Linked DNA regions of Mus musculus: region 1 is linked to region 2. The links are chromatin loops, found by intact Hi-C in ENCODE. Cell type or tissue: heart. All regions are shown on one strand. Each heading gives the region's core, and the rest is flanking DNA. Links, peaks and the distances in the headings are about the cores only. Region 1 holds the start of Dtx3l (deltex 3-like, E3 ubiquitin ligase). Region 2 holds the start of Fam162a (family with sequence similarity 162, member A).

Region 1 (7,640 bases), core at 2,718-5,217, 130 kb after region 2:
CAAAGCTAGACCATTCTCAAACAAATAGAGAAAAGAGTCTCTGCCAACAAGGGAAAGGATAGTGGGGGGGGGGCCCAAGAGAACATGTCTTCAGCTGCCACAAGCCTCGGAAGCAATTCCCCTTCCAAAGCACATGCCCACATCTCCACAGCGTCTGCAGTCACACACCTGAACCCCTGAGGGGGGGATAGTCTCCTTCTGAGTGCCCTCTTCTGCGCTGAGGAAAGAGCTCAGCAAAGGCTTTCTTAAATGAGAGGGAGAGAGAGGCGATCATACCTGGTCTTTCGGCGGGAGCTGCCGCCCATGTATCCTGTGAAGAAATGAAACAGCTGCTTTAAAAGCCTGAAGCTGCAAAAAGCAGAGATGACCAATTGCACACACGCCGCCCGCTAAGCAGGAATAGCATAGGTTCTCAGGTTTAGGGTTTGGGGAAGGAAATTTTTTAGTTTGTTGTTTAGATTCATTATTCGGTTTGTTGATATTTTCGTCGTGTTTTTTTTTTCCATTGTTGTTTGGTTTTTGTTTTCCCCAAGACAGGATTCCCTGTGTAGCCCTGAAACTCACTCGATAGACCAGGCTGTCCTCGAACTCAGCCATCTGCCTGCCTCTGCCTCCTGAGTGCTGGGATTAAAGGCGTGTGCCACCACCGCTGCCAGGCTTGTCCTATCGTTTTTTTAATCTGTGTACCCAAAACACTGAAAACGCTAAAAGCTGCAGCAAATACTGAGCCTATCTGTGCCTCTTAAAGAGGTCAATACACTTCGTTTGTTTCACACTGTAGACCAGGCTAGCCTCAAACGCACTATAGAGCCCAGGCTGGCTTTGAACTCACTATAGAGCCCAGGCTGGCTTTGAACTCACTATAGAGCCCAGGGCTGGCCTTGAACTCACTATGGAGGCCAGGCTGGCTTTGAACTCACTATGGAGGCCAAGCTGGCTTTGAACTCACTATAGAGCCAAGACTGGCCTTGAACTCACTATAGAGCCCAGGCTGGCTTTGAAGTCACTCTAGAGCCCAGGCTGGCCTTGAACTCCTAGCAGTCCTCTTTCCCCAGTCTCCCTAGTGCTGAGGTTATGTCTGCTGCCATGCTTAGCTGATGCACTTCTAAGTCAGAATAAGAGAAAGGGCTGGAGGCTAACACCTGAAAAGGCTCAAAGGCCTCAACCGTAGTGAGTCTCAGACCAACGCTCTCAGATGGGTTCAAGTCGTGTGGAATTTCTCTGGCCAGAATAGAACACATGAGGCTGTGAGCCTCTCCAGATGCATCTCCCACATCTGTAAGGACCCACTCACTGCCAGTTGCCTATTTCATGACAAACAGAAAGTGGGAGTTTTCAGATCGACTTAAAGGAGCCTTTCCCCATGCCCACTTCCTGACCCTGTCCTGAGAGACAGCTGCTGAAAGACTAAAGAAAATCCACACCATATGGTGGCATGAGACTGGGTCTTACGTAGCCTAGGCTAGCCTCAAACTTACTACATACTACCAAGCCGAATTTATGCATTACTGGAAATTGAACCCAGGGCTGTATGCATGGTAGGTAAGCCCTTTATCATCTGTGCACAGTCCTAGTCCTGGAGATGATATTTTTTTTAAAAAGGCCTTCCATCACCTTGTTCATTCTGCTAATTATATCAGTATATTATTTATTAATTTTTAAGATTTATTTTATTTATATGAGTACACTGTAATTGTCTTCAGACACACCAGAAGAGGGCATCAGATCCCATTACAGATGGTTGTGAGCCACCATGTAGTTGCTGGGATTTGAACTCACGACCTCTGGATGAGCAGTCGGTGCACTTAACCACTGAGCCATCTCTCCAGCCCTATTTATTAATTTTTTATGTTTTGAAATTTGAGATAGGGTTTTACTCCATAACTCAGGCTAGCCTGGAACCTGTTGTGATTTTTCTGCCTTAACTTCTTGAGTACTGGATGCCCCCATACTCAACTATATTACTATACTCGAGTTTTCCATTTCTAACTCGGAAAAAAACTTTTAAAATTGTAATTTAAGTTTATACGTGTGGGTGTTTTGCCTGCATGCATGTTTGCGTATCACATGCTTGCTGTGGAGGCCACAAGAGGGCGCTGGATCCCCGGAAGCAGAATCTTCATGTGAGGACTGGGAATTGAACCTGGGTTCTCTGGAAGAGCAGCTAATGCTCTTAACCACTAAGTCATCTCTCAGGCCCCAGAAGAAAACTTTGTGTGTGTGTGTTTGTGTGTGTGTGTGTGTGTGTGTGTGTATGAGCCTACGTGAGTTGTGTATACCACATGCATAGAAGAGTCAACAAAGACTAGAAGAGGAAATTAGATCCCCTGGAACTGAGGTTATAGGCAAGATTGTGAGCCACCACATGAGTGCTAGGAAACAAACTTAGGACCTCTACCAGGGCAGTAACTACTGAGAGTATAAAATCATATGAGGGTGCTAGGTGTAACTGAAGGCCCCAGCTTTCTTAATGTTGTGGGGAGAACCCTTCATGTAATAATTGGATTTTTCATGATGAAAAGTATTTATATTTCTGGGTTTACCATGTAATAGGCCATTCTTCAGGTCCCACGTGGGTCTTCAGATATTTATATTTGTTTGTGTTTCCAAGTGTAGTCTGTAGATCGAGGAGATGGTGGCCTGTTTCTGGGAACAGATAGAAAGAACGCAATAAGAGCTGGCCAAAGCGGAGGCAACTTGGGTTTTGGTTACTGTTTTTGAGATAAGGTCACATCAAGTTACTCTTGCCTGGTCTGGAACGTGCTATGGAGATGAAGACACCTGGATACTAGTTTTAAAGGCTTGTGCCACCAATGACTAAAGCCAAGGGGGATCTTCTAGGAATACAACATAGGAGGCTGACGCTTTTGATCCCATTGCTGGGAGACAGAGACAGCTGAGTTTGAGGCCAGCCTGGTCTACAAGTTCTATGACAGCCAGGACTACACAGAAAAAAAAAGACCCTGTTTGGGAAAAAAAGAAGAAGGAGGAGGAGGAGGAGGAGGAGGAGGAGGAGGAGGAGGAGGAGGAGAAGGAGAAGGAGAAGGAGAAGAAGAAGAAGAAGAAGAAGAAGAAGAAGAAGAAGAAGAAGAAGAAGAAGAAGAAATAAACCATAGGAGACCTGAAAGAAAATTCTGCTGTTTAGAGTTTTTCATGTCAATGGTGAGGATGACCATGTGATTATAGCATTAATACTGTTTACCTTCAGGGAATTTTAGTTGGAGTGGGGGGGGGGGGGGCTGGAGGGGCTGGAATAGGAAACGCTTTACAGAAGTGAGGTCTTGAAGGTGTTGGTACACTTAGAAAATGGTAACAAAGTGCTGAGACCAGGCAAACCACCTAAGGAGCAGCCTTCTCAACAGTGGTGCGTCCCACCGGGCGTGTGAAGACTGAGGAAACTGCTTGAACCTGCACGGGCTGTGTTCTGAATCTGTGATAAACAACTCTGACCTAAGGATGTCTGGATAAAAATCTGAAGCTCTGGGAAATCGCACTTTCTCATGATTTTAACCTAGTAGCCTAAAAACTAAAATTATGAAATGTTAGACTCATGACTAACACTTACAATAGTCTCTGGGATGATCTGTAATGTCTTTGCAGTAGAAAAACACTGTACAACACGAGAGCACAGCTGGCCATGCCCATCCAGGAGTCACTCGAATACTAACCCCAAACTGGCCGGACAGGATCCGGGGAGCCTGCAGAGGGCAGTATTGCTTTCACACAAGAAAGACCTCTAAGGTTCCTTGGAGGCTGCAGCTGAGAGGTTGCTTTGGGGTGCACTTGTCTGTCTTGAGGCAAGCAGGCCAAAAGCAAAACTTCCTTTTTCCTTGTCCTTTTATATAGGCTGCTACCAGGACGCGTGACCCAGATTTAGGGCGGGTCTTCCAGTCTCAAAAGACCCAATCAAGAAAATCGCTCACAAGCACTACCCAGCTAGCTGGGGTTTTAGCTGATTCCAGACGCAGTCAAAATGACAACCAAGATTAACCATCACCTATGAGCTAAACTATGGTGTTAACCTTTAGAATTAACACACATAATCCCCACTTTATTTCTGTTGACGCTATAGATCTTACAGACCCTTCCTCTTCCTCTCCCTGGCCTGGAACCCAGCCCTCTGGACTTTAGGCTACTGCTGTCCCAGCCTAGAATACTTTCCTCCCCTCCCCCAACCCCTTAAGATACCTCTTGAAACCTGCTCTTTGGCTTTTGCTTTGTTCACAGGTACTGACTGCTTCTGTGCTCAGTTCCTCGTTACCTCCCTCTCTAGGGACTCAGGGAAGCAAGCCGATCTGTGCTATTCGCTAACTTAAGGCCCTCGAGCAGAAAATCCCTAAGGTGCCCAGCTAACAGGAAAAGTACAGGTCACCAAGCAGGTAAACTCTCTCCACTTGAAATCAGAACCGCATCTCAGTAAATACTAGTTACAACAATCATTTCAAAAAGTACAAACAGGTGAAACTCTTTACCCCTCTATTCCGCTCCACCCTTGAGAGGCCTGAACCTGGGATCCGGGTTCCCGCCAAACTTCCGATCCTGCAAGAATAGAAGGGCGACCTGCCACCGTAGGGAAACTTCCTCTGAGCGCCCACCGCCGAGCGTGCGAACTACTCACCGGGTGATGGCTCTGAGAGATGGCAGAGCAAGACAGGCGGCGGCTCTGCGGAGAACAAGGAGGGACCTTCTGGGGAATCGAAACTGAAACTTTGCCTCTCGGGTCTTTAGGGCAGGGCTCGCCTTTGCTCTTCCCTGTCTGTGCAGCGCCCCTGAGCCCCAAACGAGCCAGACGCGGATAGCCATGGCTTCCAGTCCCGACCCGCCGTCCCCGCTACTCGTACGGCTGCGGGAGTCCATCCCCAAGGCGCACAGGAAGCTCGAGATATACTTCCAGAGCCGGGCCTCGGGAGGTGGGGAGTGCTCTGTCCAGCCCGTGGGCCCCAGCGCCCCGGACACCTACGAGGTGAAGTTCCTAAAAAAAGCAGGTGAGCCGGGGCAGGGGAAACAGGGCAAGGCTCGGGTGCAAGGGTAGAACCAGCAGGTTTCCAAACCGATCCCTGCATGCTTCCGACGAGAGCCCACGCGAGTGTGGCTCTCTGTCTGTGGGAGAGTGCGGTCCACAGACTCCCTCCATCCCACAGTGGCGGAGAGAGCCTCGTATGAGTCCAGCCGCTGATGAGGTCGCGGTTCGACTCCATCTGAGAATTTCCCAGCAGACCCAGTTGAGAGAAGAAACAAAGTGTGGGGGTTGGGATTGAGGAGGAAATCCAGAACCTTGTGCACGCTAGGCAAGTGCTCCACCACCGATCTCGACTCCAAGCCATTTTAATGTTGTAAATAAAGATTCCGTTGACTTATTTTTAAGGACTACAAAAGTAATATATGACTTTAAAGAGGAAAGTCAAAGAAAAATTATCTGAAGATAGTTTGGTGGGGTTTGGTTTGGTTTTGGTTTTGGTTTTTGGTGTGTGTGTGTGTGTGTGTGTGTGTGTGTGTGTGTGTGTGTGTGTGTTTGGTTGATTTTAGAGACAGGGTTATTCCTTGTATCCTTGTCTGTCCTGGAACTAGCTCCATAGGCTGACCTCAAACTCGCAGAGATCCTCCTTCCTCTACTGGGATTAAAGGCAGGTGGTGCCACACTAATGTCCTCAATGGGGGCATTTTCATGCATTCTTTTCTGAGAGTCAGCAAATGAATATACATTCTAAACTTTTTGATCTTGTTTCTTTTGGGGGGCCGGGGGTTTCACCATTTAACTATACAATAACCATTATTCAATGTCATTGAAATGAGAGATTCAAAACCATTACAAAACATAGGTTTCCCCACCACCACCCCTTTGAGACAGGATCTTGCCATGTGCCATTGGTTGGCCTTGAACTCATAATACCCCTACCCCTACCACTACCATTTAAGTGCTAGATTGTGAGTGTGTACCAGCATGCCCAGACTAGAAATGTGATTTCTAATAACCAAATTATATTCCTATGCTAAAACTTAAGCTCCCTTCTTTAGAGTTCTGATTAGCTTCTCCTATCACCAGCCTGCTATTCCAGAATGCCAGAAATAACTGTTCAGGTCCTCTGTATGCATTTGACCAGGAGCCTACAACAGATACCACCAAGGGCCAACTTGGTGAACCAATGCATTACTTATTGCATTGGTATTGGTTATTGGATTTACTTACAGGAATATGGGAAACGACTCAAAGGCAACTGCATCACCAAAGCCCACCTAGCATGGGTGACAGCTCACAAAGCTGGGAACCTGGAGCTCACTGCACACCTACAGGCAGCTCAATAGGTTAGGGAGTGTTCTTTCCAGGTGGCTCAGTTGGTCTAAACTTCCTCCTAAGTGGAGCTTAGAGTTCACTTCCTGCAGGCAGCTTCTCTGGTGGTTTAAGTTTTCTTCACAGCTTGTTTTGTCTAAGAGTCTCCTATGCAGACCTTTAATGAGTCCTCACAGCAGCTCTGTTCTGGGAGTCTCAGGAGGACTCTTCCCAACAGTCTCTATTGTTTATTCATTCAGGGAGGGGCCTATGAGTCTGGTCAGTTTCTGGGATTTCCTGAAGCTATTTTGAGTTGTTTACCTTCTTGCTTAAGGAACTTCTTTGCAGGGTGGAATGTTTCAGTCTTGAGAAAATTTACACAACAGTCCCATACCCTATGGTTTATTCAAATAAAGTCTATGGAAGGCGAACCAATGCATTTATAGTAGTGGCACATGCCTTTAATTGTAGCACTCTGGAGGCAGGGGCAGGCAGATCTCTGTGAGTTCAAGGCCACCCTGGTCTACACCAGGAGTTTCAGGACAGCCAGGACTACCTAAGGTCTCAAAAACAAAAAATAAAACAAAACAAAAAAATGAACAACTAAAAAGCATATGTGAGAACATGGGTAGCTTATGTGAAAGTCCTAAGCTTATTAGGGACATCTCTGGAGGTAGCATGCTCAGACGTTTCTAGAATCAACCTACAGGGATACTGAGGATCAGCTATGTAAATTCTCTCTTATTTCTGTGTGAATGTGTATGTTTAATGTCTCCCCTGAAGATAAGGAGAAAGTGTTGAAAAAGAGCGAACACGAGATGTTGGTCCATAACAAACCTGTGACCATTGTCCTGGAAACTACTAAAAAGCCAGTAGAGGACCTGAGACCCAGACTCCCATCCTTGACACAGCCAGTGGAGACACCAAGCTCCAGACCTCCGTCCTTGACGGGGTCTCTGGATGAAGCACTTTGTGATGACATACATCCCCAGGACGGGCTCGTTTCTAACTCTGTTGACTCAGTTGTCCAAAAGGTGAGTGTTGACAGAGGAGCTGATGCTGCCCTGGCATCTGCTCCTCCCTTCCCCTCGGTGTTTTCGGGCAGCCTTGTGCACCCCGGACTGTACAGGGAGGAATGAAGCTTAGTTGGTACAGGTGGATTAGCAAGATCTCAGCCAGCCTGAGTTAGGGAGAAACAGCCTTCTCTGGACATGGTTTTCAGGGAAACCTCCCTCTTTATTGGGGTGAACAGGGGCTATATAAACCTGCGGAAGTGGGTAGGGGTTTCGGAGGTGAGTGTCATCATTGGCTGGGGGCATAGATGCTGGGGAATGCTTTATTTGTGTGAAGAGGAATTCCAGGTGCTTGCTTG
Region 2 (7,640 bases), core at 2,948-5,447:
ACTTCTAAGTGAGTGACGGACGCAGGGAGGAAGCATGGGAAACAGGAGCTTGTGCTGAGGAAAGTTAGGAGTAACAGGGCAGAGAGTTCAAATACATGCTAGATATGGACAGGGCTGGGAGAGAAGCTTTTGGAAGACTTCGTCTAGGCATTTTAAGATTTTGGTTGTGTTTTCCAAGACAGGTTTCTCTGTGTATAAACTTGGCTGCGCTAGAACTTACAATGTAGAGCAGACTGCCCTCGAATTCACAGAGATACAGCTGCCTCTGCCTCCCAGTTAAAGGCATGTACCACCACTGCCCGGCCTAGGGATACCCACATGCCATGCCAAGTCCTTAGAGCTTAGATTCTAAATTCAAAAGAGGACACAAAAGTGACTAATGAGACTTACCCTAAAGCTGCAAAAATCACAAGTCCCACATGCCCTTGACTCCTAAGTGCTGAGATTAAAGTTGTGAGCTACCATGCCCAGCACGTGTTTTTCTTGACCAGCCCTTGACTGTGTTTCCCTAAGAGTCAAAATTTTCAAGTTTTTGTAATGCTGGTAATAAAAAAATACACTGTGCTTACAGTCAGAAGTGTATCAGATATCACCATGTACAGAGTGTACCTGACAATGGTAATAAATGACGGTTACTGGTTTATGTATTTATCATGCTATTCCTTCCATCATTACTTTAGCATATTTTCCTTCTACTTAGAGCAGCTTCATAGATCTCCTGTTTACTGCATCCCAATTGCATCATGAGGCCATGACAGGGATTGGCTTAAACCTAGATAAGGTTTAATTACTGTTCATATTTGCACAACATAAAATCACTTGTAAGACATTTCTCAGAATATATCCCCATTATTAAGCAATGCATGACTGTACAGGAAACATTTTGCCTGTGTGCAATTAACTCTGCCTAGAATTCAACTGGTATTATCTAAGGCTCAACTCAATTATGACCTCATTTTCTTTCTTTTTGAGCTCTCCCACACTAGCTCCAGAGTCGTTCGTCTTCATGTTTAAATCCTCACTTAAAGCTCCGCATCTCATACCCTGTCCACCATAGTATCTCCCAGAGCCTGGGAGCTGGAGGATACTGGTAGTGACCAAACTGTTCACCCTGAAGTGCATGGGAAAGTCCCAAGTCCTTGTAGGCAAGGCTTTTGGGAATGAAAGTTAAATGGAGGTCACAACCAGGCACCCAAAATACAGTTTCAGCTACTTGAGAGGCAGTGGCAGGACTTCTTGAACCAGGGTTACCGGGGCCAGCCTCCACAACATAGTGAGATCTTGTCAAATACATACATACACAAACAGATACACAAATGGAGGTCAGCAGGGCAGGAACCCTAATCTGCCACAACTGGGGTCCTCATTGGAAGAGGAAGAGATATGAGTGACATTGCTCCAACTGCAGAGGAAAGGTGTGAACACACAGTGAGAAAACAGCCTGCATGCCAGGAAAAGACCTCACCAGAAGCCAACCCCAACACAACCCTAATCTTGGAATTCTGGCTTCCAGGACTTTAAGAAACCACATTTCTGCTGTTTAAGTCACTTAGGACTGTAGTATTTAGTTACGGCTGCATGAACAGGCTAAAAATGTACCCAATAGCTGGGCGTGGTGGCATATGCCTTTAGTCCCAGCACTTGGGAGGCAGAGGCAGGAGAATTTCTGAGTTCAAGGCCAGCCTGGTCTACAGAGTGAGAGTATTCCAGGACAGCCAGGGCTACACAGAGAAAGCCTGTCTCAAAAAACCAAAAAATAAAAAATGTACCCAGTAAATTGTTGATTATATGTTAAAATGAGATTTGAAGCATCCAATTTTAAACTTTTTAAAAAATTCTATTTAGCTTTGGAAATAGGATGTTTTCTGGGAATGCTACAATGAAGGGGAATGCAAAAAGTTCAAAACTCTTTAAAAACCTTTTAAGCTTAAAATACATAGTTGTGTGAAAACAACATTAAGAATTACTAATAGTTGGAACTTGACAGAAAGTGACAGGGATTGCATAGGAAAGCCCATGAGAAAACTTTTGAAAATAAAAGGATCAATTTTGATGTTGACATAAGTCTGCCTTAAGAATATGTCCATGAAACTAGGAGGAGCATTTGTAAATACCTGTGCCCTGCATCATATGCAAAATATAACCCTCCAAATAGTAAACAAGTCCGGAACTTCATTCAATTTGCATGCAGCATATTTAAAAGCACTCATTTGTTTCAAGTGACTTTAAAAACCCTTTTTTTTGTTTGTTTGTTTGGTTGGTTGGTTGGTTTGTTTGGTTTTCTTGGTTAGGATACCTACATACAAAGTGATCTAACAACTCTTGAGAATATTAATTTTGTTTAGTAATTTGTGAGAATTCCAGTCAACCATGTTTTTCATAATTTTACCAAATTCATCTAAATGTAAATGCCATAGTAATGTTTTACATTGTTACAGTACCTTCATGTATGTTCTGGTTCTATCTGTGAAGGAGTGGGAACAAAAATTAATGCCTATTTACAAAATTAAAACATATGCTAAGACTGGTTCTGGGTAAACAAATCTTTTGATTTTTTTTTTTTTTAAACTCACAGATTCATTAGGTCTTTTGGCCAAGGGGCTGGAGAGATGATGGTTCAGTGGATAAGAGTATCTGTCTGTTCTTGCAGAGGACTCAGGTTCAATTCCTAGCACCCATATGGCAACTTGCAAAAGTTTGTAACTTCAGTCCTAAGAGATACAATGCCCTCTTTTGGCCTCTGCAGCTAATGCACAGATGTGGTGCACAGAAATACATGCCCACAAAACACCGATGCCCATAAAAATAAATGTTAAAAAAATACTTTTGGCCTAATTATTTACCAAATAAATCAATTTGGTGAGGTTATCTTCAAGAATACCACTACCTACAAGCTACTCAAAGTATTACGGTTACTACAGATAGGGAAATGACATGTTTAACAAATTTTACTATCTCTACTTAAAATACACTTTTAAAGGTCATGTTTTTTTGTTTTTTTGTTTTTTTGTTTAGCTTCAACTCTAATTTAATAGCAGAACCATCATTGTGAATTGATCAACATCCGGATCGTTATTCTTGAATTCTTGGTTAACTATTCAACCTTTGAAATTTTTAGTACCAAAAAAGACACATATTTGACTTAAGTGTTACACCTTCTCTCGGGATCAAGAAGGCGATAGCACAGACCAAGTATTTGACTTAACCCTCCCCCAAGCTTCCAAATATTCATTGTATCGCACCACACACATAAAAAGGCACTATGCCAAATACTTTATCAAGTACACAAGGTCTCTTTCACTTTTTCTCTCCCACAAAATCTCAACTTAGAAGTAGGGGAGTTTTGGTAGAAGCTGGGAATGAAGTTCGGAGAACTACTGAACTATTAACTATCCCTACCCACAGCTTCAGAGCTCGGCCTGACCGCTCCAGAATGACCCGGTGAGCCTCCGGCACCTCCTACGCTGAGCACCTCCGCTTTCCAAGGCCACCCCCAGCCCCCATGACCTCCAAAGGCTCCCCTATAAAAAGCTCTGAGCAACTTGCTTTTCCTACAGTTTGTCTATCCTCCCTTCCCGGACCAAAGCACCGACTGGGACGTGGGGACAAAAGGCTGGACAAGCTTGCCACGTGTGGAAAACCTCATCACCTGGAACTCGGCGAACTCTTCACAGTTCACACTGCCACTGGGCGCCGCCATATTGAACGAACACGAGGACCCCCGCAGCCGACCAATCACCGTGGAGCAGAGGTGTCCGCGGTGCTGCCTGACAGCAAATACCGTGAGCCCGGGCGGTTGCCTTTCCTCTCGCTAAGCCTAGAGCATCGGGTTGCTAATGAGGGATGAGCCCCTCGAAGAAGCGTCGAGAAACTAACGGCGTTTGGGGAGGTGAGGGTGGGCAAGCGGTGAGAATGACTAGATGTTTTTAAAAACATAGCTAAGTGGAAAGCAGGCTTCCTTCGGGCATTCCCGAAGCCCGGACGCCATAGGGCCCTGGTCCCGAGTCCCTCCGCGTGTGTGACTCGCTTGCACAGTCCTAAAACACTACTCAGCGCTTCGCAGTTGGCAGACATCGCCCTCCCTCCTCCGCCTTCATCATGCCCGGGCAGGCAGGGCGTTTGGCCGCATCCTCCGCTCGTCGCGCACGTCCCGCACGCCCGCTGCGTCACGCCGGCACGCCCCGCCCACCCCGCCAGCGCCCTCCCCACGCGGGCCCTTGGTGACATTGAGCGCCAGCGCCGCGGCCGCCGTGGGGTGCTGTGCGTCGGCGGAGCGGGTGGCCATGTGGAGCCTCGGCGGCCTGCGCCTGGCGGCTGGTGAGACGCGGGTCTGCGGGCGGCAGGAGGGGGCATCGCCGGTGGGGGTGTCCTGCTTACTGCAACCGTGTGAGGACCGCAGCGCCTTAGCAGACGCGGGGGGCTGGCCGAGACCCTGGTATCTGGCGCTCATTCACGCAGCTCCCATCTTAAGTTAGTGCCTTGATGCCTCCACCTGGTCCCCATCCTCCTGTGAGCTCCTATTAAGAGTTATCCACGGAAGTAATGCTTTCCACCCTGACTTTCTCCTATCCGTTATTCTACTTGTGCCTTCCTACTTGTCCCTCCCTCTTTAGGTGAGGGACTCAAAGATCTCACAGAATACGAGTAATTGTTGCCTTAAGTTGTGGGTGGTAGTACATACTTTTAAACAATAGTGCGGTAAGTGCCGGGACTCTCTTAGGGGAAAGTGTTATGCTAATAACGTAAGGTCTATAGCCTGTTTTCTCAGTAAACATTGGAGCGGTTGAGTGTTTTGGAGTCTGGTAACGTGAACGTATCCCGCCTCGGGGAAATCTAGAGAGCCTTGAATTATCAAGTTGAGAAATCAGAGAGTTTGCAGCTTGTATCTTGAGGGTCTTTAGAGGGTAGCTTACCTTTTGATCATCTTTATGAACTTTCATGATCTATCCTTTGTTCCATGGCATCAAATTACTACAGAGTTGTTAAATTTTTAGAGAAAGAATAGCTCCACGTTTTGTTATTGGAGTAATGTATATTGTAAATGTAATTGAAGCAATGCAAAAAAAAAAAAATAGTACATGGAGAATAGTTGCGTAAAGAGTAGCCGGTGAAGAGGTTAGATTTTACCGACTGAAAGACCTTTCAATGGGTCAGCATTGCTTACACCCTTAAAAACTCACACCCACTCTGCTCTAGAAAGAAAACGGAGAAAGAGAAAAAGCACTCATTCTTTTACTGGTTTTGATTTGTATCAGTTAAGATCTAATCATCTAAAATCTCGATGTGCATGTTTATTAAGTATTACAAAGTTTTCAAAAGAGCAAGCAAAAGAATCAGCAACCTGTGAGTTATGTGAAAGTCACTTAAACACTGGCAGTAGTTACTTTTCTAGACTGTAGCACACGTCATGGAAAGCTAAAGTGTCTTGGAAGATTTCTGATGTTTTGGAACTTCTCTGCTGGGCCTCTAACCAAGACAGACTTCCTTGCACAATTTAACAACAATTTTACTTCCGATGGGGAATGTTTTAATAGCACACCAAGGATGTTATGGGCAACGACTGCCAGGTGATCTGTGAGTGTCTGGTGTGTTGTGAGCACCTTCCAGTGATTTCTTTTACTTTTACCTATTTTATTAATAAAAGCGCTTTCTGATTTACATTATCTGATTTCTACAGCGCCCCCCTTGAATCTTATTCCCTCCTGTCTTTATAAATAAACATAAATCACAGGGCTAAATAACTTGTGTAGCACCACCTGGTGATAAAAGTCAGCACCAAAGGAGGGCAGTGAGTTTGTGTTATCCGAGTTCCTTGCTGCTGTTGATGCTGCTGCTGGAATATGCGCATGTGTAAGTTAACCATCTTATAGCCAGATGGAGCTTTTTTGTTTTCTTTTGGGACATTCACTATGTAGCTCCGGCTGCCATGGACCTCACTATGTGGACCAGGCTGGTCTCACAGATACCCTCCCCGGTGCAGCTGGGGCTCCTTAAGGTGAAATGCAGATGTGTTTGTGAGGTGGACATACACTTTCATACACAAATGGACTTTCAAGAACCAACTGCGATTTGATAAATAACATTGACCAAGTGTGTGGCAGCTCAATTAGAAATGTAATCTAGGCATTGTTTTCTTATTCAGAATACTATTCAGAATAAGGTCCTCAATTTAAGCAGTGGAGCTGTGCGTAACCGCTTCCTTTGGAACTCCTGGGTGGACTCCCTTCGCAAACAGCCTAGAGGGTTTATGGGCTTTAGTTGCTTGTTGCATGAATGTAGTTGTAGATAGATGCAGGTCAAAGTTGTTACAGAATTGCTACAGGTGAGAGGTCTTGTGAGCTTCTGAAATCATGTTCTGACGTTTATGATCATGTACTAGGAAGAGGGACCGAGGCTTAACGTCCATATCCCAGCAGTGCCGGTTCTCTTAAGAAGCACAACTGTTAAGACTCCGAGGCTAACTAGCTTCTCACCCACCCTGCCATGACTTCCATTAGCATCAAGATTAGCTTTGCCATAGAGTTACTAAGTTCTCAGCTCTTACAAGTATCTGTTAGTACATATTGTTTCGATGGAAGGACTCTAGGAAATATCTTGGATTAAGCAAATATAAGGTAAGTTTTCACATCTCTTTTCTCCTGAAAGCTGAATAAAATAGATACAACTTTTAAGATATTGTATCTTTATTTAGATGTGTGTTGTATGTGGAGTCTGTGTACACATTTTGTGCCCGGGTGAAGGCCCAAGAAGGACATGGGTTTCCTGCTCCATCACCCTACTTTATTCCCTCACTGAGCCTGGAACTAGGCTGGCAGCCAGCAAACCCAGAGATCCTCAGGTCTCCACCCCTCACCGCGCTGTTCCTTACAGCACTAAGGAGCCACACCTGGCTCCTTACGTAAGGGTAGAGGAGTCAGACTTATCCACTGATCCATCTCCTCGGCTCCAAGACATTGTAGCTTTCAGTAGGGTGATTGAGTCAGAAGAATGAATAGACTTACATAGTATTCTTCGTACCTTGAAGAAGTTCTGTTGCCCTGTGCTCCATTGACTTGTCAGCTTTTACAGTGACCTTTTCATGGCTGTCACCAGTGCAGAAACCATGGGCTTCCCCTGTCTAACCCATATCCCAGAGCACTGAAGCCAAGCAGTATTTGAGAAGTCATCTAGTCCCTTAATGTATGCAGATGAAGGAACTTAGTACTGCTTTTGGCTTCTTGCCAGTGCCTCATTACTTACCCAGCTGTCCTGGAACCCTCAGCCTCTGAGCACTGGGATGTCAGTGTGCACCGCCACCCTGGCTGCAGGAGGAAACATACGGCATAGGAAGGGAACTTGCTTGCTAAGGGTCACGTAGGTTCAAAGCTGGGACATAACCAATATCTGCCTCCCACTCTGATTTTAGTTCTGCTCCAGTTTGCTCCTTCATTGTTCTTTTATCTGTTCTTGCTAACGAACCCTAAATGAGATCACATCCATTATAACTACTACAATTTTGACTTTGCTTATCATATTGCTCCAGGTAATGCCAGTGAGTTTCTATTTGAGCGTACACCGTGTGCCCCATACACTGCCAACTTCCTAGGGCTTTTTATTGCAGTGTATAAACCAACCCATATAATACAGCTAGAGAGCATACA

Evidence for each region. Peaks named below come from ENCODE experiments on the same cell type or tissue, not always from the same donor. Only the 100,000 strongest peaks of a DNase experiment are listed, where the experiment ranks them.
Region 1: a loop joins it to region 2, with 2.7 times the contacts of the local background. A loop is called at or near these places in 1 of 42 quality-filtered maps.

The regions. Positions count from the first base shown.
Region 1 is chr16:35,936,039-35,943,678 of GRCm38, reverse strand. It overlaps Dtx3l (deltex 3-like, E3 ubiquitin ligase), which reads left to right and starts at 4,652. Exons shown (of 5, transcript NM_001013371.2): 1 at 4,652-4,985; 2 at 7,052-7,302. The coding sequence starts at 4,802. Parp9 (poly (ADP-ribose) polymerase family, member 9) reads right to left here and starts at 5,209. Exons shown (of 11, transcript NM_030253.3): 1 at 4,619-5,209; 2 at 2,544-2,646; 3 at 277-310. The coding sequence starts at 2,558. In heart, for the core only: a CTCF peak has its summit at 3,708 (motif pointing right); DNase peaks (open chromatin) are centred at 3,808, 4,838 and 5,138; H3K4me3 peaks cover 1,578 bases; H3K27ac peaks cover 1,150 bases.
Region 2 is chr16:36,068,147-36,075,786 of GRCm38, reverse strand. It overlaps Fam162a (family with sequence similarity 162, member A), which reads left to right and starts at 4,226. Exons shown (of 5, transcript NM_027342.2): 1 at 4,226-4,317. The coding sequence starts at 4,284. It overlaps Ccdc58 (coiled-coil domain containing 58), which reads right to left and starts at 4,127. Exons shown (of 5, transcript NM_198645.2): 1 at 3,650-4,127. The coding sequence starts at 3,700. In heart, for the core only: a CTCF peak has its summit at 4,268; DNase peaks (open chromatin) are centred at 3,736 and 4,156; H3K4me3 peaks cover 2,500 bases; H3K27ac peaks cover 2,500 bases.